2 separate regions of the Homo sapiens genome follow, and region 1 is linked to region 2. Evidence: read pairs that join two places in POLR2A ChIA-PET (ENCODE). Cell type or tissue: A673. All regions are shown on one strand. Each heading gives the region's core, and the rest is flanking DNA. Links, peaks and the distances in the headings are about the cores only. Region 1 has its middle 33 kb from the start of SLC25A33. Region 2 holds the start of LOC124903837.

What was found. Peaks named below come from ENCODE experiments on the same cell type or tissue, not always from the same donor. Only the 100,000 strongest peaks of a DNase experiment are listed, where the experiment ranks them.
Region 1: POLR2A ChIA-PET joins it to region 2 with 14 read pairs; 3 of 35 experiments call an interaction of 5 or more read pairs at or near these places.

What each region holds. Positions count from the first base shown.
Region 1 is chr1:9,500,543-9,512,048 of GRCh38, reverse strand. No RefSeq gene overlaps it. Among named protein-coding and RNA genes, the nearest start is that of SLC25A33, 33 kb to the left of the region's middle. In A673, for the core only: no CTCF peak of the experiment used is centred there; no DNase peak of the experiment used is centred there.
Region 2 is chr1:9,609,652-9,621,157 of GRCh38, reverse strand. TMEM201 (transmembrane protein 201) reads right to left here. Exons shown (of 11, transcript NM_001130924.3): 8 at 11,247-11,318; 9 at 10,353-10,652; 10 at 9,268-9,405; 11 at 6,281-8,172. The coding sequence ends at 8,075. It overlaps LOC124903837, which reads right to left and starts at 6,494. Exons shown (of 2, transcript XM_047436734.1): 1 at 5,686-6,494. The coding sequence starts at 6,494. RefSeq lists enhancers at 5,120-5,179, 5,189-5,733 and a silencer at 9,203-9,438. In A673, for the core only: a CTCF peak has its summit at 5,382; a DNase peak (open chromatin) is centred at 5,397.

The sequences.
Region 1 (11,506 bases), core at 1,704-9,703, 110 kb after region 2:
CGGGTGCCTGTAGTCCCAGCTGCTCGGGAGGCTGAGGCAGGAGAATGGCGTGAACCCGGGAGGCGGAGCTTGCAGTGAGCTGAGATCGCGCCACTGCACTGCAGCCTGGGGGACAGAGCGAGACTCCGTCTCAAAAAAAAAAATAAATAAATAAATAAATAAATAAATAAATAAAAATAAACTGTAAACTAAGTTCTCCCCAAAGTTAGTTCAGCCTACACCCCGGAGTGAACCAGGACAGCTTGGAGATTAGAAGCAAGATGGAGTTGGTTAGGTCAGCTCTCTTTCAAATTTTGTCATGGCAGTTTCAGCAGGGCAGAAAGAACCCATCATGGGATTCCATGGCTTCCAGGTGATGAAAGCTCTCTTTCCCCTGGCGTTGCCTCTGCCGCTTTCCCTCCGCCCTCCCTGCTTGCCTGGCGTGGCCTCCTCTGTGGCTCCTTCTCTTCTGCCCCCTGTGCTGGGTCCCAGGCCCACCCTTCTGAAGCGGCTACGTTGTCTGGGGTAAATACCCTGGGGTTCATCGTCTTGCCCCAGAAAAACTTAGGACACGGACACACATGAGGCGTTTAGGAGTGGAGGTTCAACAAGCAAGAGAAAGAGAAAGAAAGAGGAACACAGCTCTCTCTCTAGTGAGAGAGAGGGGACTTCTGAGAGGAAAAGGCTGGCCAGCGGTGGATGCGCCGAATTTGTTTTTGTTTTTGTTTTTGAGACAGAGTCTCACTTTGTCGCCGAGGCTGGAGTGCAGTTGCACAATCCTAGCTCACTGAAACCTCCTGCTCACTGCAACATCCGCCTCCTGGGTTCGAGCAATCTTCAGCCTCCTGAGTAGCTGGGACTACAGGCATGCACCACCACGCCCGGCTAATTTTTGTATTTTTAGTAGAGATGGGGTTTCGCCATGTTGGCCAGGTTGGCCAACAAAAAAAAAAAAACAATCTTTAAAAAAATCAATCAGCAGCCCGGCGTTCCCAGCATCCTTTCCCCTACACTTGGCCGCACATTTTCTGACCCTGCACTGACCTGTCATTGTTCAGGGTGAGCTGTAGTGGATGGTGAAAGTGTTTCTAGAAGTCTTTTCTTCTATTTTTTTTTTTTTTTTTTTTTTTTTGTGAGACAGAGTCTTGCTCTGTCACCCAGGCTGGAGTGCAGTGGTGCGAACACGGCTCACTGCAACGGCGACCTTCTGGGCTTAAGTGAGTCTTCCCTTCAGCTTCTTGAGTAGCTGGGACTAGAGGTTCATGCTACCATGCCTGGCTAATTTTTGAAATGTCTTTGTAGAGATGCAGTCTCATTATGTTGCCCAGGCTGGTCTTGAACTCCTGGGCTCAAGCGATCCTCTCGCCTTGGCCTCCCAAAGTGCTGAGATTACAGGCATGAGCCACCATGCCCAGACATTTTTTTTTTTTTTCAAAGACAGGGTCTTGCTCTGTTGCCCAGGTTGGAGTGCAGTGGTGTGATCATAGCTCACTGTAGCCTTGAACTCTGGCCTCAAGCAATCTTCCTGCCTCAGCTTCTTGAGTAGCTAAGACTACAGGCCTGCACTACCTCACCTGGCTACAGAAGCCTTTTCTATAAGAATTTTACATACACAGACTTGACGACAAACCGCATAGATATTCACCACCAAACTTAGCCCACCTTCTCATCAGATTCCAAACACCTGCATCCATTGTAATGATCCCTGACGGGAGGGGCAACGCACAGTGGGAGGTCAAAATGGAAAGGGTTCATATTTAACCACTTCCCCTTTGCAAGTTTGGCAAAAACATTTGACCAGGAGAGGCCCATTGCTGGAGTCCCTGCAGCTTAAGCTGGGTTTGCCCCTGCGTGAAGCACCTGCAGGAGTTTAGAACCCAAGTTCTCCTTGTGTTGTAGAGAAGACGGTGCCTGTGGTTCTCTTAAGGACATTTGTACATTATCTGGCTGGTGAATCCAAAAGAAAAGCAATAATTTTTTTTTTTTTTTTTTGAGATGGTATCTTGCTCTGTCATCCAGGCTGGAGTGCAGTGGTTCGATCTTGGCTCACTGCAACCTCTGCCTCCCAGGTTCAAGGGATTCTCATGCTTCAGCCTCCCGAGTAGCTGGAATTACAGGCGCGTGCCATCACGCCCAGCTAATTTTTGTATTTTTCATAGAGACGGGGTTTCGCCATATTGGCCAGGCCGGTCTCGAACCTGACCTCAGGTAATCCACCTGCCTGAGCCTCTCAGAGTGCTGGGATTACAGGTGTGAGCCATGGTGCCCAGCCAAAAAGCAATAGTTTAAAAACTTGCTTACACAAATACTCCCACCGCATTTTTCATAACAGCCAAATGTATTAGGGTTCTCTAGAGGGACAGGACTAACAGGATAGATATATATATATATATGGGGGAGTTTATTAAGGAGTATTGACTCACACGATCACAAGGTGAACTCCCACAATAGGCCGTCTGCAAGCTGAGGAGTGAGGAAGCCGGTTTGAGTCCCCAAACCTCAAAAGTAGGGAAACCAACAGTGCAGCCTTCAATGTGTGACCGAAGGCCTGGGAGCCCCTGGCAAACCACTGGTGTAAGTCCAAGATCCCAAAAGCTGAAGAACTTGAAGTCTGATATTTGAGGGCAGGAAGCATCCAGCACGGGAGAAAGATGAAGGCAGAAGACTCAGCAAGTCTAGTCCTTCCACCTTCTTCTGGCTGCTTTATTCTGGCTGCTCTGACAGCTGATTAGATGGTGCTCACCCAGATTGAGGGTGGGTCTGCCTCTCCCAGTCCACTGACTCAAATGTTAATCTCCTTTGGCAACACCCTCACAGACGCACCCAGGAACAATACTTTTGCATCCAAATCCAATCAATTTGACACTCATTATTAACCATCACACCAAACAACATAACAATGCTAATGTCCATCTATTGATGAATGGAAAAATGAAACATAGTATATTACCACACAATGGAATATACATATAAAAAGGGATGAAGTACTGATACATGCTATGAAATGAATGAACCTTGAAAACATCATGGTAGGCCAGGCGCGGTGGCTCATGCCTGTAATTCCAGCACTTTGGGAGGCTGAGGCAGGCGGATCACGAGGTCAGGAGATCAAGACCATCCTGGCTAACATAGTGATATCCCGTCTCTACTAAAAATACAAAAAAAATTAGCTGGGCGTGGTGGCGGGTTCCTGTAGTCCCAGCTACTCCGGAGGCTGAGGCAGGAGAATGGCGTGAACCCAGGAGGCGCAGCTTGCCGTGAGCCGAGATTGCGCCACTGCACTCCAGCCTGGGCAACAGAGCAAGACTCCATCTCAAAAAAAAAAAAAAAAAAAAAAAAAAGCAAGTGAAAGAAGCCAGAGGATAAAGATCACGTAGTGTGTAATTCCATTTATAAGAGATTTGCAGAGTCGGGCGCAGTGGCTCACAACTATAATCCCAGCACTTTGGGAGGTCAAGGCGAGCAGATCACTTCAGGTCAGGAGTTTGAGACCAGTCTGGCCAACATGGTAAAACCTTGTCTCTATTAAAAATACAAAAATTAGCTGGGCATAGTGGCGGGCGCCTGTAATCCCAGCTACTTGGGAGGCTGAGGCAAGAGAATTGCTTGAACCCGAGAGGCAGAGGTTGCAGTGATCCGAGATCATGCCACTGCACTCCAGCCTGGGAGACAGAGTGAGACTCCATCTCAAAAAAAGAGATTTGCAGAGAAGGCAAATTCACAGAGACAGAAAGTTTAGGGTTGTCAGGAGCTGGGGAAGGGAGAATTGAGAGTAACAGCTAAGGGATATGGCTTCTTTTAGAGTGATGAAAATCTTCCAAAATTGATTGTGGTGATAGTTGCACAACTCTGTGAGTCTACTAAAAATCATACAATTTGTCCACTTTTTTCTTTTGTGGCATGGCCTGGCTCTGTCCCTTAGGCTGGAGTGTAGTGGTGCAATCTCAGCTCACTGCAACCTCTGCCTCCCGGGCTCAAGTCATCCTCTCATTTCAGCCTCCTGAGTAGCTGGGACTGCAGGCGTGCATCACCATGCACAGCCAATTTTTGTATTTTTTGTAGAGACAGGGTTTCACCAGGTTGCCCAGGCTGGTTTCGAACTCCTGAGCTCACGCAATCTGCCTTTCTCGACCTCCCAAAGTGCTGGCATTACAGGTGTGAGCCACTGCACCCAACCCAGCTGTACACTTTAAATGTATGAGTTGTATGGTATGTGAATGATAGCTTAATAAAGCTGTTACCAAAAACCTAATCACAACAAAACCCTTACTGATCGCTTTGAGACAGTATTTATTTAGATTCATAATACACATCAACGGGAGGTGTCACTGTGTGAATTCTCAGGGTGATTCAGAGTTATAGAGTCACTTTTGTGAAAACTCCAACTTGGGTCAAGCAGCTTCAGGCCAACACAGGACCAGCTGAAGAGGCTTATTCCAAGGGTGCATGTTCAAAGTCTGGATACCACATGGAACCAGGCTGTGGGGTGATGGAAACTGAGCAGGAATGAAAGGGAACAGGCAGGCCGGACGGGGTGGCTCACGCCTGTAATCCCAGCACTTTGGGAGGCTGGGACAGGTGGATCACTTGAGATCAGGAGTTTGAGACCAGCCTGGTCAACAGGATGAAACCCCATCTCTACTAAAAATACAAAAATTAGTTGGGTGCAGTTGCACACGCCTGTAGTCCCAGCTACTGGGGAGGCTGAGTCAGGAGAATCGCTTGAATCCAGGAGATGGAGGCTGCAGTGAGCCGAGATCTCACCACTGCATCCAGCCTGGGCGACACAGCAAGACTCCATCTTAAAAAAAAAAAAAAAAAAAAAAAAGAGGCCATGCACAAAGGAGAGCTAGTCACACTTGTTTCAGCCTTTAATTGTCATCTCTTTCCCCTCTAAGATACTAAAGCAAGATTGGAACCTGGGACAGTTTTGCAAGCGACAGAATTTTAACCTGGTCTGTGGGGCTGTTGTCCTGCCTTGGAGGGAGGCCAGTTTCTGATGCCAGATTGAATGTAGATGCGATTGCAGCTGCAGTTAGGAAACAGTAGTAAAGCACCCAAGGAAATCAGTTTATTTTCTCTTTTTTTTTTTTGAGATGGAGTTTCGCTCTGTTGCCGAGGCTGGAGTGCAATGGCGTGATCTCGGCTCACCACAACCTCTGCCTCCCGGGTTCAAGTGATTCTCCTGCCTCAGCCTCCTGAGTAGCTGGGATTACAGGCACCCCCCATCATGCTAATTTTTGTATTTTTAGTAAAGATGGGGTTTCACCATGTTAGCCAGGCAGGTCTCGACCTCCTGATCTCTGGTGATCCACCCGCGGCCTCCCAAAGTGCTGGGATTACAGGTGTGAGCCACTGCACCTGGCAGAAACCAGTTTCAGAAGTGAATCGAGAGGGACTGTCACATGCATCAGAGGAGCCCGTTCCAGGGGGACACCGTTAGTCCAGGTGGGTTTTCAGAGCAATTACAGAGAATTTGCTCTCCTTCAAGGTCCAGCATGCAGACCTGCAGGACTTACAGCCTCACGGACAAGCTCTCAGTGTCAGTGGCCACCGTGGACACGTGCTGCCCTTCTTGACCTTGCTGTCCCCGTGTGCCTCCCATGGGTGTGGAAGGAAATGGGTTTAGCTTCTCTTTCACTAGGAACTCACCTGGGCATTAGGCACTATAGTGGGTTGAACGGTGGCGCCCCAAATATATGTCCATCCAGAACCTGCGATTGTGACCGTATTTGAAAAAAGCGTCTGTGCAGATGTGATTAAGAACGTCTAGATGAGGCCGGGCGGGGTGGCTCACGCCTGTAATCACAGAACTCTGGGAGGCCGAGGTGGGCGGATCACCTGAGGTCAGGAGTTCGAGATTAGCCTGGCCAACATGGCGAAACCCCGTCCCTACTAAAAATACAAAAAATTAGCCAGGCGTGGTGGTGTGTGCCTGTAATCTCAGCTACATGGGAGGCTGATGCAGAAGAATTGCTTGAACTCGGGAGGCGGAGGTTGCAGTGAGCCGAGATCACACTATTGCACTCCAGCCTGGGTGACAGAGTGAAACCCTGTCTCAAAGGAAAAAGCAAAAAGAAAAAGAACCTCTAGTTGAGATCATTCTGGATGCCTGGTTGGACCCTAATTCCAATGACTGGTGTCCTTATAAAAAACAGAAGGGGAGACACAGATGCAGAGGAGACGGCCCTGGGAAGACAGAGGCAGAGGTTGGGTGACGCAGCCACAGGTGAAGTCACACCTGGAGCCTCCCAAAGCTGGAAGAAGCAGGGAAGGGTGCTGCCCCAGAGCCTTCGGAGACAGTGTGGCCCTGCCAACACCTTGATTTGAACTTCTGGCCTCTGAAACTGTGAGAGACTCAATTTCTGTTGTGTTAAGCCACCCAGTTTATGGCCATTTGTTACAGTAGCCACAGGAAATTAATACAGTTCTTCTGGGTCTCAGCACCTCATCAATAATGTATTGTCAAATAAAGCAGCGTTTACCACAGGCTGGGGACTATGTAGGTTAAGCCTTTTATCTATTTACACTGTCTAATCCTTGGAATAATCTGTAAGGTAGGTGCTGCTATATTCCGGTTTTGCCAGTGCAGGAGAGCGGCTCAGACTGGGTGAGTGTCCTGGCCGCAGAGGTGGCTGGTGGGGCCCTGCTGTGTGAGCAGGTGGGGCCTGCTGTGGCTCCCTCCTGGGCTCTTGCTCTTGGCCACCTGATACAGGAGCACAGAGAATGTAACATGTATAGCCACCGGCCAGGCCCTGTCCCTGAGATCTTCAATTCTGTGCACTGACTCGCACTCCAGGGGGGCCTGAGAGGCTGCGGGAGGATTAAAGGGTTACGTTCAAGCCTTCAGTGGCAAGGCCTGGAAATGATGCTGAAAGACTCTCGTGGCCCTGCCTGGAAAGACCTTTTTTTTTTTTTTTTTTTTTTTTTTTTTTAATTGAGATGGAGTCTCACTCTGTTGCCCAGGCTGGAATGCAGTGCTGCCATCTCGGCTCACTGCAACCTCCACCTCCCAGTTCAAGAGATTCTTCTGCCTCAGCCTCCTGAGTAGCTGGGATTGCAGGCATGTGCCACCACACCTGGCTAATTTTTGTATTTTTAATAGAGATGGCGTTTCACCTTGTTGGCCAAGCTGGTCTCGCACTCCTGACCTCAGGCGATCTGCCCACGTTGGTCTCCCAAAGTGCTGGGATTATAGGCGTGAGCCCCGGGCCCAGCCTGGAAGGACTTCTCTTGCAGCTCCTCTTCCTGCCCCCGCAGATCCCTACAGTAAGTACCCTGGATGGGAGAGAGATGCTTGGTGGCGATTGAGAGGTCAGCACTGGAAGTCATCCTGGAGACCCGGCCCCTCCTGGTACAGGTGTGGCATTGAGTGTGAATGGAAAGAAAATGTTGGCCCATGGCTTGATATGGGGGCATGGAAACAGGAGCGATGGTGGATGTTGAAGGCTTGGCAGTGCACAAACAGGGCTGCTTCGGAAGGGACCATGCGACAAACAGGGCCCGGGGTGTGGTGGGCTCACTGAGACCCCTGTGATGGGGAGGACCCAGCCTGGCCCTGCCCACAGCCACAGCCTCTAAGGACGGTGGTGCTTCTCCCCCCAGGCTGTCCACTTGCACCCCTCATGCCTCACCCTGGAACCCCAGAAGAAAGCAGCAGTGGTTGTTTAAATAATAAAAAATTTGGCCAGGTGCAGTGGCTCATGCCTGTAATCCCGGCACTTTGGGAGCCCGAGGTGGGTCGATCATTTGAGTGAATGAAAAAATCTCAAGAGTGAATTTTAGGTCAGGAGTTTGAGACCAGCCTGGACAACATAGTGAAACCCCATCTCTTCTAAAAATACACACAAAAAATTAGCTGGTTGTGGTGGTGCACACCTGTAATCCCAGCTACTAGGGAGGCTGAGGCAGAAGAATCGCTCAAACATGGGAGACATAGGTTGCAGTGAGTGGAGATTGCACCACTGCACTCCAGCCTGGGGGACAGAGTGAGACTTTGTCTTAAAAATAAAAAAATAGGCTGGGTGCGGTGGCTCACACCTGTAATTCCAGCACTTTGGAAGCCCGAGGCAGGTGGATCACCTGAGATCGGGAGTTCGAGACCAGCCTGACCAACATGGAGAAACCCTGGCTCTACTAAAAATGCAAAATTAGCCAGGTGTGGTGGTTCATGCCTGTAATCCCAGCTACTTGGGAGGCTGAGGCAGGAGAATTGCTTGAATCTGGGAGGTGGAGGTTGCGGTGAGCTAAGATTGTGCCACTGCACTCCAGCCTGGGCAACAAGAGTGGAACTCCATCTCAAAAAAATAAATAAAAAATAATAAAATTAAAAAAATACATAAAATAAAAACATTAATAATAAATAGGTGTGGGTCCTGGGGTGCAGGGCTCTGAGGAATGCTCATTCAAGGCAAGTGATCTTTAGCCCCGTGACCTTTCCAATGCCAGCTGGGGAGCTCATCCGCCTGTCCGGCCAGAACAAATGAAAAACAGGCACCCGGGAGTCACCTGAGCCACCACCCTGTGTTCCCTCCTCTTCTTGGAGTGAAATAACAGCCCGGCTGATGCCATGAGGTGAAACTAGGGCCCAGGAGCCGCCGGCCCCTCATGGGACAGACTGTACGGCCCAGGCTCCTCCGGGCCTGGCCAGCGTGGTTATTTATAAGCCCTGGCTGCCTCCAGTGTGCCTGGATCAGACTGGCTTGTTTGGGTCACCGGTGCCAAGTTTTTTCTTTCTTTTTCTTTTTTTCCAATAAGAATCTACGTCTGAGCATGGACGGAATCCCAGAATCAAATCACTGGATCAATACTTGGTCACCAAACACATTCGAGACCTCAAAAGCTCAAAGGTGAGGTTTTTCTTCCACCTTTCCTCTGGACAAATGCCTTGACCGTGGGAAGGAAACAGTGGAGCTCTGGGTTGGAGGGGGCGGTGCTCCCAAGAGCATCTCCCTAAAATTTGCCCCGATGGTGTCCTTTCTCAGAGATGGACATATCGAAACTTTTCTTTCTTTCTTTCTTCCTTCCCTCCCTCCTTCCTTCCTTCCTTCCTTCCTTCCTTCCTTCCTTCCTTCCTTCCTTCCTTCCCTCCCTCCCTCCCTCCCTCCCTTCTTTCTTTCTTTCTTTCTTCTTTCTCTCTTTTTTCTTCTTTTTCTTCTTTCTTTCCTTTTCTTCTTCTTTTTTTTTTTTTTTATGAGACAGGGTCTCACTTTGTCACCCAGGCTGGAGTGCAGTGGCACGATCATAGCTCACTGCAATATCCATCTCCCAGGGTAAAGCGACCCACTTGCCTCAGCCCCGAAGTAGGTGGGACTACAGGCATGTGCCACCATGCCTGGCTAATTTTTGTTTTTGTTGGTAGACATGGGGGTTTCACCATGTTGCCAAGGCTGGTCTTGAACTCCTGAACTCAAATGATCCTCCTGCCTCAGTCTCCCACAGTGCTGGTATTACAGGCATGAGCCACTGTGCCCAGCGGGAGTTTCATTTTTATTTGCAAAGTAGACTGAAGTCCCTGGAGAAAAGGCTTCAAAAACATATTTTATAGGACTTAGGGCTGTGCTGTGCTTTTCACAGGCCCTGGGTACTTTTTCTTTTGTGAGTACCTTCTCCATTAAAATTTTTTTAAAATTATATTTTATAGCCACATACGATTTTACAGATAAAATCCAAACTGGAGTCGTTATGATATGTATTTATGATTATATTCATATATATTTATTATATATTTATATATTTATTCATATATATTTATTATTATATTCATATTTTCCTCCTGATTTTATTTTTTATTTATTTTTATTTTTTTTGAGAGGGTGTCTCCCCCTGTCACCCAGGCTGGAGTGCAGTGGCGCCATCTCGGCTCACTGCAACCTCCACCTCCCGGGTTCAAGTGATTCTCCTGCGTCAGCCTCCCGAGTAGCTGGGATTACAGGTGTGTGCCACCATGCCCGGATAATTTTGTATTTTTAGTAGAGACCCACACCTGTTTACTATTAATTATTTTATTTTATTTTTGTGTTTTTAAATTTTATTTATTTATTTATTTTTTTGAGACGGAGTTCCACTCTTGTTGCCCAAGCTAGAGTGCAATGGCGCAATCTCGGCTCACTGCAACCTCTGCCTCCCGGATTCAAGCAATTCTCCTGCCTCAGCCTCCCAAGTAGCTGGGATTACAGGCATGCACCACCATGCCTGGCTAAAGAGAGGGGGTTTTGCTGTGTTGGCCAGGCTGGTCTCAAACTCCTGACCTCAAGTGATCTGCCCATCTCAGCCTCCCAAAATGCTGGGATTACAGGAGTGAGCTACTGTGCCTGGACATTTCCTCCTGATTTTATAAAGGAGTTGAAACATTTTCTCTGGGTCTAAATGTATCAGAGCCCCTGGGCCCAAATGCTGAGTCAGTCCTGGGGGTGCTGGTGTCACCCTCCCTTTGCTGTTTTATTTTTTAATCGTTTCTGCTATCAAGGTTTACCATGCTAAGTGATTTACATGCAAAATCGTGTCTCTTCCTTACAACAGGCTGTAGGGTAGGTACCCTTGCTACCTACTCTACCTACAGACAAAGACGCTGAGAAATCAGATAACTTGTCCAAGGTCATGGACAGCTGGGACTAGACCCATGGCTTGTCACACTCTACCAGCCTTATTCTTAACCTCTCTGCCTGATGCCTCTTGACCCACATTCGACTTTGAAAAAGTTTTCGCACTTGGTTCATCGGAAAAAGCCACACACAGCTGCCCGGAGGACTCTGTTAATCAGTAGCTGGTTGCTTCTGGCCCAGTGGGCAACATCAGAGGCAGAAAGTACAGTACAGAGAGAACCGCAGGCCAGCAGTTGCATCTGAACCCACGCTCTTCCTCCCAGCCCTTTCCCTTGTCTTGACTCACAACCTAGTGTCCTCAGTATCGCCCAGCACGTGAGGCAGCCGGTTCACTCCAGCCTTGACCAGGGCCATCGCGGGATCAGAGCCTCCTCTGTGAGAATTAGAAAACAGTATCTCTTCCTCAAGACCCTTGACTGCTAGGAAATTGACACCAAAAACATACAAATCTACAATGTCCAGTATGTAGGTGATGTGAATGGCTGTCTCTTCAGTGTGCAGTGTGTACACCCTGCGCACCTATACAAGGCAGCCCTGTCCAGGCCTCCAGACGTCCCAGTGCCACTGCCTGCTGTCATGGGGTTCTAATCTAAAGGGTGAGATGCCAGTCCCGGGAGAAGGCTAATGATGAAAGGTTCCAGGATAAAGGTTAATATACAAAAGTCAATTACTTTCCTAATGCCAGCAATAAAGTGGAATTTGAAAGTAAAAACATATTACCATTTACATTAGCATCCCTCAGAATTAAGGCCAGGCACAGTGGTTCACACCTGTAATCCCAGAGTTTGGGAAACTGAGGCAGGTGGATCACTTGAGGTCAGGAGTTTGAGACCAGCCTGGCCAACATGGTGAAACACCATCTCTACTAAAAATACAAAAATTAGCTGGGTGTGGTATGTGTGTCTGTAGTCCCAGCTACTTGG
Region 2 (11,506 bases), core at 1,798-9,797:
CATGTCATAAAGACCTTGCTGAGAAAACAGGTTGCAATAAAGAAGCTGGCTAAAACCCACCAAAACCAAGATGGTGACAAGAATGGCCAGAGGTGACAAGAGGTCTGGGGTGACATAAGCTCTGACCCTCTAGTGAGCTGAGGCAGGATGCTGGAAGGTTCCCAGGCTGAACGAAGCTGCCTTTGCAAAAATCATAATAGTGAGAAAATTGACAGTGAAAGAGATCTGACCGGGCACGGTGGTGGCTCATGCCTGTAATCCCAGCACTTTGGGAGGCCAAGGCGGGTGTATTGCCTGAGGTGAGGAGTTTGAGACCAGCCTGGCCAACATGGTGAAACCCCCTCTCTACTAAAAATACAAAAATTAGCCGGGCATGGTGGCGCATGCCTGTAATCCCAGCTACTGGGGAGGCTGAGGCAGGAGAATTGCTTGAACCCGGGAGGCGGAGGTTGCAGTGAGCCGAGATAGCGCCACTGCACTCCAGCCTGGGAGACAGAGCAAGACTGTCTCTAAAAAAAATTTCAGTGAAGGAAAATTCATGCCAGGTGTGGTGGCTCACGCCTGTAATCCCAGCATTTTGGGAGGCCGAGGCAGGCAGATCACGAGGTCAGGAGTTCGAGACCAGCCTGACTAACATAGTGAAACCCCATCTCCACTAAAAATACAAAAAATCGCCGGTTGTGGTGGCAGGTGCCTGTAATCCCAGCTACTCAGGAGGCTGAGGCAGAAGAATCGATTGAACCCGGGAGGCGGACATTGCAGTGAGCCCAGATCGTGCCACTGCACTCCAGCCCAGGCAACCAGTGCAAGACTCCGTCTCAAAAAAAAAAAAAAAAAATTCATTTGGCACCACTACATCTGCACTCCTGTTTGATGTTCCAGGTAGAGGGGGTCACGGTCCCTGCACTCTTGTGTTACCGGAAAGAAGTCCTGATCCAGACCCCAAGAGTGGGTTCTTGGATCTCACACAAGAAAGAATTCAGGGCAAGTCCACAGTGCAAAGCAAAAGCAAATTTATTAAGTAAAGTGGTGAAAGAATGGCTAGTCCATAGACACAGCAGCCCATGGGCTGCTCTGTTTATTTTTATGGCTATTTCTTGATGATATGCTAAACAAGGGGTGGATTATTCCTGCCTCCCCTTTTTAGACCATAGAGGGTAATTTCCTGACATTGCCATGGCATCTGTAAACTGTCATGGCGCTGGTGGGAGTGCAGCAGTGAGGACGACCAGAGGTCACTCTTTTTTTTTTTTTTTTTTGAGACAGAGTCTCGCTTTGTCACTAGGCTGGAGTGCAGTGGGGCGATCTCGGCTCACTGCAGCCTCCGCCTCCCAGGTTCAAGCAATTCTCCTGCCTCAGCCTCCTGAGTTGCTGGGACTACAGGCACGCACCACCACATCCACCTAATTTTTGTATTTTTAGTAGAGATGGGGTTTCAACATGTTGACCAGAATGGTCTCGAACTCCCGACCTCAGGTGATCTGCCTGCCTCAGCCTCCCAAAGTGTTGGGATTACAGGCGTGAGCCGCTGTGCCCGGCCTGCCTGGCTAATTTTTTAAAAGTTTTTTGTAGAGATGGGGTCTCACTATGTTGCCCAGCCTGGTCTCAAATTCCTGGTTTCCAGAGATCTTCCTGCCTCAGCCTCCCATGCCTGGGATTACAGGCGTGAGCCACCATACCCAGCCCCAAGTGAATTTTGGAACTCTCTGGAGATGGAGCGTGCAGGACAGCCCTTCCCAAGCCTCCCTCGTGATCTGTTCTCAGCTCTGGCCCAGCTGAGCCACCGGCTCACCTCCAACACACTTCCCTTCCCTCCAGCTCCAGAACGGGTGCCCCGAAGCCAGGAGCTCTGAGCCTCAGCTGCAGCTCACTGTTCTCACCCTGGCTTCAGGAGCTCCAGATGTGTGTGCCTCCTGCCACCTCCCCTCAGAGCTGAGACTGGGAGATGCCTACATGTAGCTAAGGGACATTTCATTCAACCATTCATTCAATGTTTAATGAGCCCCAACTACGACCCAAGGGCCCTGTTCTAGTGGAAATGACATTCTAATGGGGGAGGCATGCAGTCCAGCGGTCATGAGGCAATCACAGCGCAGATTTAGTGGAAGTGATTTGCGGATATTGAGAGCACAGTGGGAAAAGGCCTCTCGCAGGCGGTGGGTGGCCGTTTAGGATGAGAACTGAAGGATGAGAGGTGCGTGCTGCGTGGTTGTGCAAGCTCCAGGCAGGGAACACAGGGCAGAGGACTCCAGTGGGCGTCTCTGAAGCGTCCAGTGCAAATGCTCAAAACTCAGTTGACAGCCTGGGCTACATGGTGAAACACCGTCTGTACTACAAAAATACAAAATTTTTCTTTTTTTTTTTTTTTGAGATGGAATCTTGCTCTGTTGCCCAGGCTGGAGTGAAGTGGTGCGATCTCAGCTGACTGCGACCTCTGCCTCCTGGGTTCAAGCAATTCTGACTCAGCCTCCCGAGTAGCTGCAATTACAGGTGTGCACCATCTTGCCTGGCTAATTTTTGTATTTCTAGTAGAGACAGGGTTTCACCATGTTGGCCAGGCTGGTCTCGAACTCCTGACCTCAGGTGATCTGCCCGCCTCAGCCTCCCAAAGTGCTAGGATTACAGGCATGAGCCACTGTGCCCAGCCCCCAGTTTTTTTAATTTAGCCGGGCGTGGTGCGTGCGCCTGTAGTCCCAGCTACTCGGAAGGCTGAGGCCTGAGAATCCCTTGGACCCAGGGGATGGAGGCTGCAGTGAGTCAAGTTCGTGTCACTGCACTCCAGCCTGGGTGACAGAGCGAGACCCTATCTCCAGGAAAAAAAAAAAACAAAAAAACTCAAAAACTAAATTCACAACCTATGCGATGCCCCTGCTGGCATTTCCCTGGGCCTCTGCTGCACTTTTAAGTGGATAATTACATAAGTATCTGTGTGCCTGCCCAAGTCTGACCCCCTACTCGAGGTAAGCTCTTTGGGACAGGGACAGCTCAGTGTTGCTCATCATTCATTGTATCTCGTGGACCCAGCACAGTCTGGCCCACCCTAGGGGCACCGTATTGATGGCTGCACAGTGGCTGAGGATGGATGAACTAAGGAAAGAACCTGCTGTGGAAATCCCGGAGTCCTCCCCTCCTTCACTGTGGTCCAGCTCAGTCCCACCCGGTGAACAGGGCTGGACACGCACACTTGGCTGGTGAAAGGGTGTGTGGAGAACCCCAAGTTGGCACCAAGCTCAGGGGGCTGCACTTCAGCCCTTTAAGGACTGAAAACAGCTTTCCCCACTTCCCTCTGCCTTTGTAGCAAGATATCCTCAGTTGAAATCACAGAAAGCATTTTGCAGTGGTAGAGCCACTCTGGACCCCACAGAAGACACCTATGGTGGGGGTGGGGGGAGAGTTCCTGCCTCTGATCGTCCCTCAGAAGAAACAGGGGGTCACCTAGGCCCTTTCCTGTTGCACAGAGGGGTCCAGCGTCACACGGCTAGTAGGTTGGTATGGTGGGTGGTATGCTATAGTAGTTTTTGAACTTAAAAAAAGAAAAATCGGTAGACTTTTCTGATATAAAACAGAAAAAAGTGGGTTAGCACAAGACACAGGTCATAAAGACCTTACTGATAAAACAGTTTGCAGTAAAGAAGCTGGCTAAAATCTACCAAAACCAATAAGGCTTATTTATTTATTTATTTATTTATTTATTTAGAGGCGGAGTTTCGCTCTTGTAGCCCAGGCTGGAGTGCAATGGTGCGATCTTGGCTCACTGCAACCTCCGCCTCCCGGGTTCAAGAGATTCTCCTGCCTCAGCCTCCCAAGTAGCTGGGACTACAGGCATGCTCCAGCACGCCTGGCTAATTTTGTATTATTATTATTATTTTTTTTAGTAGAGATGGGGTTTCTCCATGTTGGTCAGGCTGGTCTCAAATTCCCGACCTCTGGTGATCCACCCACCTCGGCCTCCCAAAGTGCTGGGATTACAGGCGTGAGCCACCGCACCCGGCCCAAGATGATTTCTTTACTGTAACCTGTAAATTCTTCTCAGTTGAAACCCTGCCTAAGAAAACTGAGCTTCTCTGCTAGAGAGGGGTGGTGCCGGGCACCCTGCCTGCCTCTCTTCACCTCTCCAAATTCCTTCCTGATCTTCTGATGAGCTTTCAACTGCATGGTGGAAGATGCCTGGGAACCAGGGGCAGGTTTCTACAGCAAAACTCAGCTCAAGTACGAAACTAATTTTTCTGTACCTTTCTGTAATGCAACACACAAAAAGCTTTAGCATCTTATTTTTTAGAGAGAGGGTCTTGCTCTTGTCACTCAGGCTGGGCAGTGGTGCAATCACAGCTCACTGCAGCCATGACCTCCCAGGGACTCAAGCAATCCTCCCACCTCAGCTTCCCGAGTAGCTGGGAGGACAGGCATGTGCCACCACACCCAGCTTTTTTTTTTTTTTTTTGAGACGGAGTCTCGCTCTGTCGCCCAGGCTGGAGTGCAGTGGCGCCATCTCGGCTCACTGCAAGCTCCGCCTCCCAGGTTCACGCCATTCTCCTGCCTCAGCCTCCCGAGTAGCTGGGACTACAGGCGCCCGCCACCACGCCCAGCTAATTTTTTGTATTTTTAGTAGAGACGCGGTTTCACCCTGTTAGCCAGGATGGTCTCGATCTCCTGACCTCATGATCCACCCGCCTCGGCCTCCCAAAGTGCTGGGATTACAGGTGTGAGCCACTGTGCCCGGCCCCAGCTAATTTTCTTGTTTTTGCAGAGACGAGTTTACACTGTATTACCCAGGCTGCTGTTGAACTCCTGGGCTCAAGAAATCCTCCTGCCTTGGCCTCTCAAAGTGCTGGGATTACAGGCATGAGCTACTGCAGTGGGCCCTTGGGATAATCCTTCAGAGGTGAATTATTCTACTGAAGATTCTGGCCAGGCACAGTGGCTCATACCTATAATCCCAGGACTTTGGGAGGCTGAGGTGGGTGGATTGCTTGAGCTCAGGAGTTCGAAACCAGCCTGGGCAACATGGTGAAACCTCTTCTCTACAAAAAATACAACAAAAATTAGCTGCGTGTGGTGGTGTGCACCTGTATTCCCAGCTACTGGGAGGGCTGAGGCAGGAGGAATGTTTGAGCCCCTGAGGTTGAGGCTGCAGTGAGCTATGATTGCATCACTGCACTCCAGCCTGGGGGACAGCGAGACCCTGTCTCAAACAAAACCACCACAAAGAAGAGATGCCAATATCTTAATGCCAGGATTATGAGGCATTTTCTTTTTTGCTCACTTCTATTTCTAGGTTTTCTACATAAATGTGTTACCTTTTGATAAGAAAACCATAGATGGCGTTACTACTGTTGCTCCCAAGTTGGGGAGAACCTCACAGCTGAGGGCGCTTGGCTCTCTGCTGCCCTCACTTGGCCTCTCCTCGCCAGGCCGGGGTAGGAGCTGAATGGGCTGCTGGAAGCCTGAGCCTCAGGTTTAAACATGATGTTCCCAACATCTTGAGGACCCGAGGTCAGTGAGCTCAGAGGCGTTTGTGGCTCCCGCTGCAGGAAGCTCCTGATGGGAAGCCGTCCCAGCCCTGCACCCTCATCTGCCCTCAGGGTCTGGTTCAGGTTGGTCCTGCCGGCCCCTGGGAGCCGGTCCCCCTGCTCACTGGCTGTGGTCCTCCTGCCCGCTGGGCACTGGGCCAGAATGACAGCCCACCTTGGTAGAGCTCCCTCTGCGTTGTGCTGTGGCTTAAGGGTCCCCATATCAGCCCCGGATGGCCGTCCTGTTACTCCCGTGTCAAACTGAAGCCAACAGAAATGCAGATCCCAGTCACCAGAAAGGTGACCCCAGAGCTTGTGCTGTGACACCCTGGCCATTCCCCATCCCCGCCGCCTCAGCATGGAGCCGTGCAGCAGCTCTAAGCCCTCTCTGAGGAAGACGAGGTCTTTTTCACAACCTGACCGTGGTCCCTGCAGCCAGGGGCAAGGACGGTCAGGGATGGCTGGTGGGCTCAGGCTTTTCTGAAGAGCTGAGCTGAGCATTTCCTGCCTGGACACCCTTCTCTGCGCAGCAAACTCTGGGGTGTCCTTCCGGCCCAGGCTCAGCCAGGCAGCGAGTCTCCTGTCCAAATCCCTAAGCCCCTCCAGGGACACTGTCTGGTCACACTGTGGCCACCCCAACCCGAGCCCCCCACTCCAGAACCCCCCGTTGAAGAGGAAAGAGAAAGTGGATGAGAGCCCCCTTAGCAGGGACCCTGCCCTACCTGGAAGGCCCGAGCTGCCCAAGCAAACGAATACAGACAGCCAGCAGGCATCATTCAAAGGCTGTATCTTTTTTGGTTTCCTTTTTTGCTTTTGTAAAGAAAAATAAGGTTGTGTTTTCTGTTTGAAACAAAACATAAAACCCCCTCCCGCTGGGCCTGTTCCCTGGCTCTGGGGGATGCTGGGACCGCAGGTCTGGGCAGGAGAGGCCAGGCTGCCCGGCTGAGAGGAGGGAGCGCCCTCAGAGCCAGAGATGGAGTGCATTTGGGAATGGAGTTTGATTAAGCAAAAAATAAAAAACCTCGACACACACACACACGCCTGCTATACAGAAATGGGGACCAAGAGGCGCTGCCTCCGAGTTGGAACCATTGCTGGCAGCTGGACTCAAAAGTCCTGATGCTGTCCTGGGGCCCCCATTCCCCACGTTTCAGGGGTAGGCAGGGCAGGAGGCGGCATCCACAGCTCTCAGGACAGGAGTCAGGGGAGAGGAGGGTGACGTCAGAGCAAGCTCCTTCCCCACATTAAAAAAAAAAGTATTAAAAAAGCACCCAAAGCTTAAAAAAAAGAATCCTCCATGGCAGGGAGAGTTGGGGGCATCCTGCTTACTAGCAAAATGCCTGACCTGGCAAAATGTGTAGAAAAATAAAATTAAACTTTATCCCTGAATGGCAGAGTGAAGACCCTTCTTCCCGCCCCACAGTGAGTCTCAGAATCCACCGAGACAGCTGATTCCTCCCCAACTGGCACCAGCACATGACCAGCAGACACACACTGCCCCAGGCCCGTGTCCCAGGCCCAGGGTGGGACAGCGGAGGGGCTCTGATAGCCACGGGTGCACGGTCCCTCCCCGCTGCCTCACAGCATTGGGAGCGCCCCTCCTCAGTGCCAGGAAGGAGCCCCAGCAGGGGAGTGGGCAAGAGAACCAGGGGAAGATGGGGTTCTCAGGGGCTCCTGGGCAGAACTAGGGGAAGATGGAGTTCTCAGGGGCTGGAGGCAGGTGCCCAGTAGGGTGGTCGAAGGGGTGCAGTCTCATCTGAGATCTGAAGGCCCCCCGCCAGCCTGCCCTGCAGTTCCATGTGCAGCTGAAGGACCAGACGTGCAGGCCTGGAAACACAGGGCGAGGTGGGCCAGGGCGCTCCGCATTCTCAGGGTAATGGGGCTGCTTCCAGGAAGGTCAACAGAGGTCACAAAGCAGGGCACATGGGGCAGGGGAGGGTGGGGCAGGGGCTCGCGCTGGTCCTGGAGGCCCAGCTGGGCCTTTGGCTGCTCAGACCTGGGAGCTCTGAGGATCCCGGGAGCCCTTCTGCCCACTCCACAGGAAGGGGCAAGATAGGGCAGATGATAAGGACCATGCTTCCCCCTCCCCCAGGGGGCCTTCAGCTTAGTGGGGCTCTGAGGTTGCCCCAGGTGAGACAGGGGAGTACAGTACAAAGATGTGACTACGCCTGTGGGCGTGGGGCCAGAAGGCAGGCCGGGCAGCTCCTGCTGCAGTTACAGTAGTACTGGCGTCCCTGCCAGGCAGGGCTGAACTGTGTGGGGCACCCCAGGGTCATGCAGCCCCTTGGGGCTCCCTGGCTTCGGGATCAGAGTGTCAGCACCAAACACAACCGATGTCAGCCAAGGAGGTGAGTGGGCAGAGAGTGTGACCTCAGACACATGCTCAGCCCTGCAGTCCGTTAGGTGAGGAGGGGCAGGTGTCCTGAGGACAGTCACAGTCCAGTGAGGTCAAGGCCCTGGAGATGAGGGCAGAGGTGGCAGCCCCTCCAGGGAGGGTCCTGAGGCCGGCAGTGGTGAAGCAGCAGGCACCGGGTTGCTCCCCTCCGAGGGGCTCCAACGGTGGGTCAGCGCAGGCTCTGGTACAGAAACACCGAGGTGAACAGGGCGTTGGCGGCCAAGCTCACGGCCAGGAGGCCCCGGACCAGGGAAGGGCCGAAACGACCTGCAAAGCAGAGACCTGGTCAGAACATTGTTTGGGTGGGTGGGTTCGCTGTGCAGCTGAGCAGCCCCCTAGAGCATGCAGTTTGTGGGGAGCTCAAGGCTCTGCCCAGGGTACTCTCTGAGACTGGTGAGGCTCACCCCCAATTCTTCTCTTGGCCAAAGGCTTCCCTAGCAGGAAAGACCCCCACTCCCTGCCTCCCTGAAGGCACAGCTTTTCCTAACCCTGAGCCGCCAGGAAGGCCATGGGCTGGGCTGTCATGAGCTGGGGCCTGGGTGATGAGGCAGTGACCACAATGGCCACTTTACAGATGAGGTCATGGGGGCTGGGAACAGGAGCACCCCATCCAGGCCTCCAAGGGAATAAGCAGCCAACCCAGGTCCACCTGCTGCATGCCGCAGCCTGCGTTCTCACCAAGGCCTCCAAGCTGCTGGGCCACCCTCCAGCCTGGGGCAGCACTGGCTTTGAGAGTCAGTGCAAAATGACCTGCCCAGGAAAAGCCCTGCTTGCTGATCTGTCCATCTCCCTCAACACACACCCCCTCCTCCCCACCCAGGGAGTGATGATGTGTACCACAGATCTGGTCTCTTGCCCCTGAGCCCCAGGGTTAGTGAGCAGAGAACCTGGGATCTGAGCCAGGCAGCTCGGCACCCGGTGCAGGCTGCAGCCCCAGCGTGACGTGGTCCCGGTGCACCCAGGCTCTCTGGGCACTTCCGGCCAGGATGGCAGCCTTCGGTATGTGTCCTAAATGCCAGCCACGGGCCACAGGTGCCTACTGAGCACTTGAAATGTGGCTAGTGCAGCTCAAGAACTACATTTCAAACTTTATTTAATTTTAATTCAGTTAATTTAAATAGCTGCCTGGGGCCAGAAGCTACTGGAATAGTGCAGATCGGGGCCCAAATCCCGAGAGGGGGAGTGCCGTCTACTGAGTCCCTGACCCTGGATTCAGAGGCGCCGGGTGGGTTACTTGTCGGCCACTCAGGGACTGCAATGTCCTGGAAGATTCTTTCTGTCAGTGCTCTGGACCCCCCTGGGGGAGATGGTGGCTTCGGATGTGTGCCCACCCCCTCCCCTCCCGCACCTCAGGGTACAGACCTCTCCAGGTGGCGGCCTCCTCCGAGCAGCCCCTGGTGGTGGTGTCCACCACACAGGTAGATGACTGGGAAGAGTCGTCCTCTTTCTTGATGGAGCGGTTGCTGCAGGCACTGCCTCTTTCCAGCTTGGATCTCAGGTCTGCAGAGAGAAGGGTGTGTTTCTCAGTGGCGCTCATGGCTCCCTCCAGGGACAGACGCGGGGCAGCTGTACTTCCACTCTAAGGACAGTTGTCAGAAGTGGTGAGCCAGGCTGTCCCAAGCCACTCATCCACCCTGGACAGTGGGGGGCCAGGTCCTTGCTCAACTGTCCTGCCACCTCTTGTCTGCCAGTATTCAGGCCCAAGGTGACCAGATCTCTGACATTGAAAGAGACGTGGGAAATCTAAACATTCGAGGCCGGGCGCAGTGGCCCACGCCTGTGATCCCAGCACTTTGGGAAGCCAAGATGGGTGGGTCACTTGAGATCAGGAGTTCAAGACCAGCCTGGGAAACATGGTGATATCCCGTCTCTACTAAAAATATAAAAATTAGCCAGGCATGGTGGCGCGCACCTGTAGTCCCAGCTACTCGGGAGGCTGAAGCAGGACAATCTCTTGAACCCTGGAGGAGGAGGTTGCAGTGAGCCAAGATCACGCCACTGCACTCCAGCCTGGGCGACAGAGTGAGACTGCATCTCGAAAAAAAAAAAAAAAGGAAATCTACAAATTCATGTGAAAGTTGAAAGTTGTAGGTTTTAAAGGCTGGGGGCTAACTATAAACATTTTAAATGCTTTGCAGTACAGCACCATTTGAGTGAAACTATCTGTGGCCACACGCACCTGGCAATGCGTGATGTGTTTTCGATCAGTTCCAAGAAACAGAGGACCCTGAAGGTCAACTGCAAAAGGAGAAACTGAAATCAGCCATTAGAGGTCAATGTCCCAGAGGGTTCAAGTCACCAGAGCCGGAATGGGGTGCCTAGAGCTCCAGGGTGGGAAGGCGCACACCGGAGTCAGAGCAAGGATGAGCCCCCCCACCGCCGCACAGCCAGGCCTCTTGGCAGCAGAGGCCCTCCCACGGCCCCTTGGGGTGGTCAGAAGGCCGTACCCAGGGCGTGCTTCACGTCCTGCAGGGGCGGCTTCCGGGGAACATGGGGCGGCTCCATGGTGAAGAGGCTGCCGTTGTGAGGCGAGTGCTCATCGGAGCTGCTGGGCGTGGTGGGGGCCTCTCCAGGGGGTGACGGGAACAGCAGCAGCTTCTGTCCCTTCAGGTTGAGCCGGGCAGGGCTGATGAGGGGCCTGCGGTGGCGCAGAGAGCCGGAGCTGGAGGCCACCGAGCCGGCCACGGAAGGCGCTGGGGAAGGGAGTGGGGAGGAGGGGCAGCTCCCCGACAGAAGAGAGAAGTAATCTGGAGGGAGGGAGGAAGATGATGTGAACGTGGGCTCCTGTCACTGCAACGCTACAATGCGCTATTTCATTTCTGGGGGCATTCTTCTATTAACCCGGGAAGACAGGAAAGGTGCAGAGACTGGGGACAGGGGGAAGTCCTGCTGCAAAGCTGAAGGAGGAGAGGTGCCCTCTACCAGGCACCTGAGGGAGAGGAGAGATCCCGGAGCCTCAGCCATGGCCTTCTGCCCTTGATTTCCATCCAAAGCCCTGGGTACCATCAGCTGAGAGCAAGGCCAGATAGCAGCAAACCCTGGAGGTACAAGGCCAGCTCACCCGAGGCCTTGCTGCCAGCTGGCACCTGGTGCACCAGTTCCAGCCGTGACTGCCACTGAGGACGGCAGAGCAGCATGGTACCATCTGATCCTAGAGACTGTCATTCCCATTTCACGCAAGAGGAAACTGAGGCACAGGTGTGTAGGTCACTTGCCCAGGGCTGAGATGTGAACACACACTTGGGGTCTGTCTGACCCCAAAGCTCACACAAACCACCATGCTCTGGAACGCCCGGGCTTCATGTTGCCCCGTCCCCCACTTAGCTCTCTGTCTTCCTCACCTGAAACAGGAAACTCCCCAGATCGAGACACCTGAGATGGTGGGCGGCTACCGCTGAACAGATAGCCGGAGTCTGGAGACAGAGAGAAGCGGGCGACACGTCAGGCCTGTGGATGACGTGCAGAGGCCCCCACAAATGCTCTGCCGAAATCCCAATCCAGCCTTTGCTCTTTACAAATGTGCTTTCATGGAAACACAGGTGCTCACGGATTCCTCGGACTGCTGTCTGAGGGCTGCTGGGCACGTTCCCTTTTTGCAGAT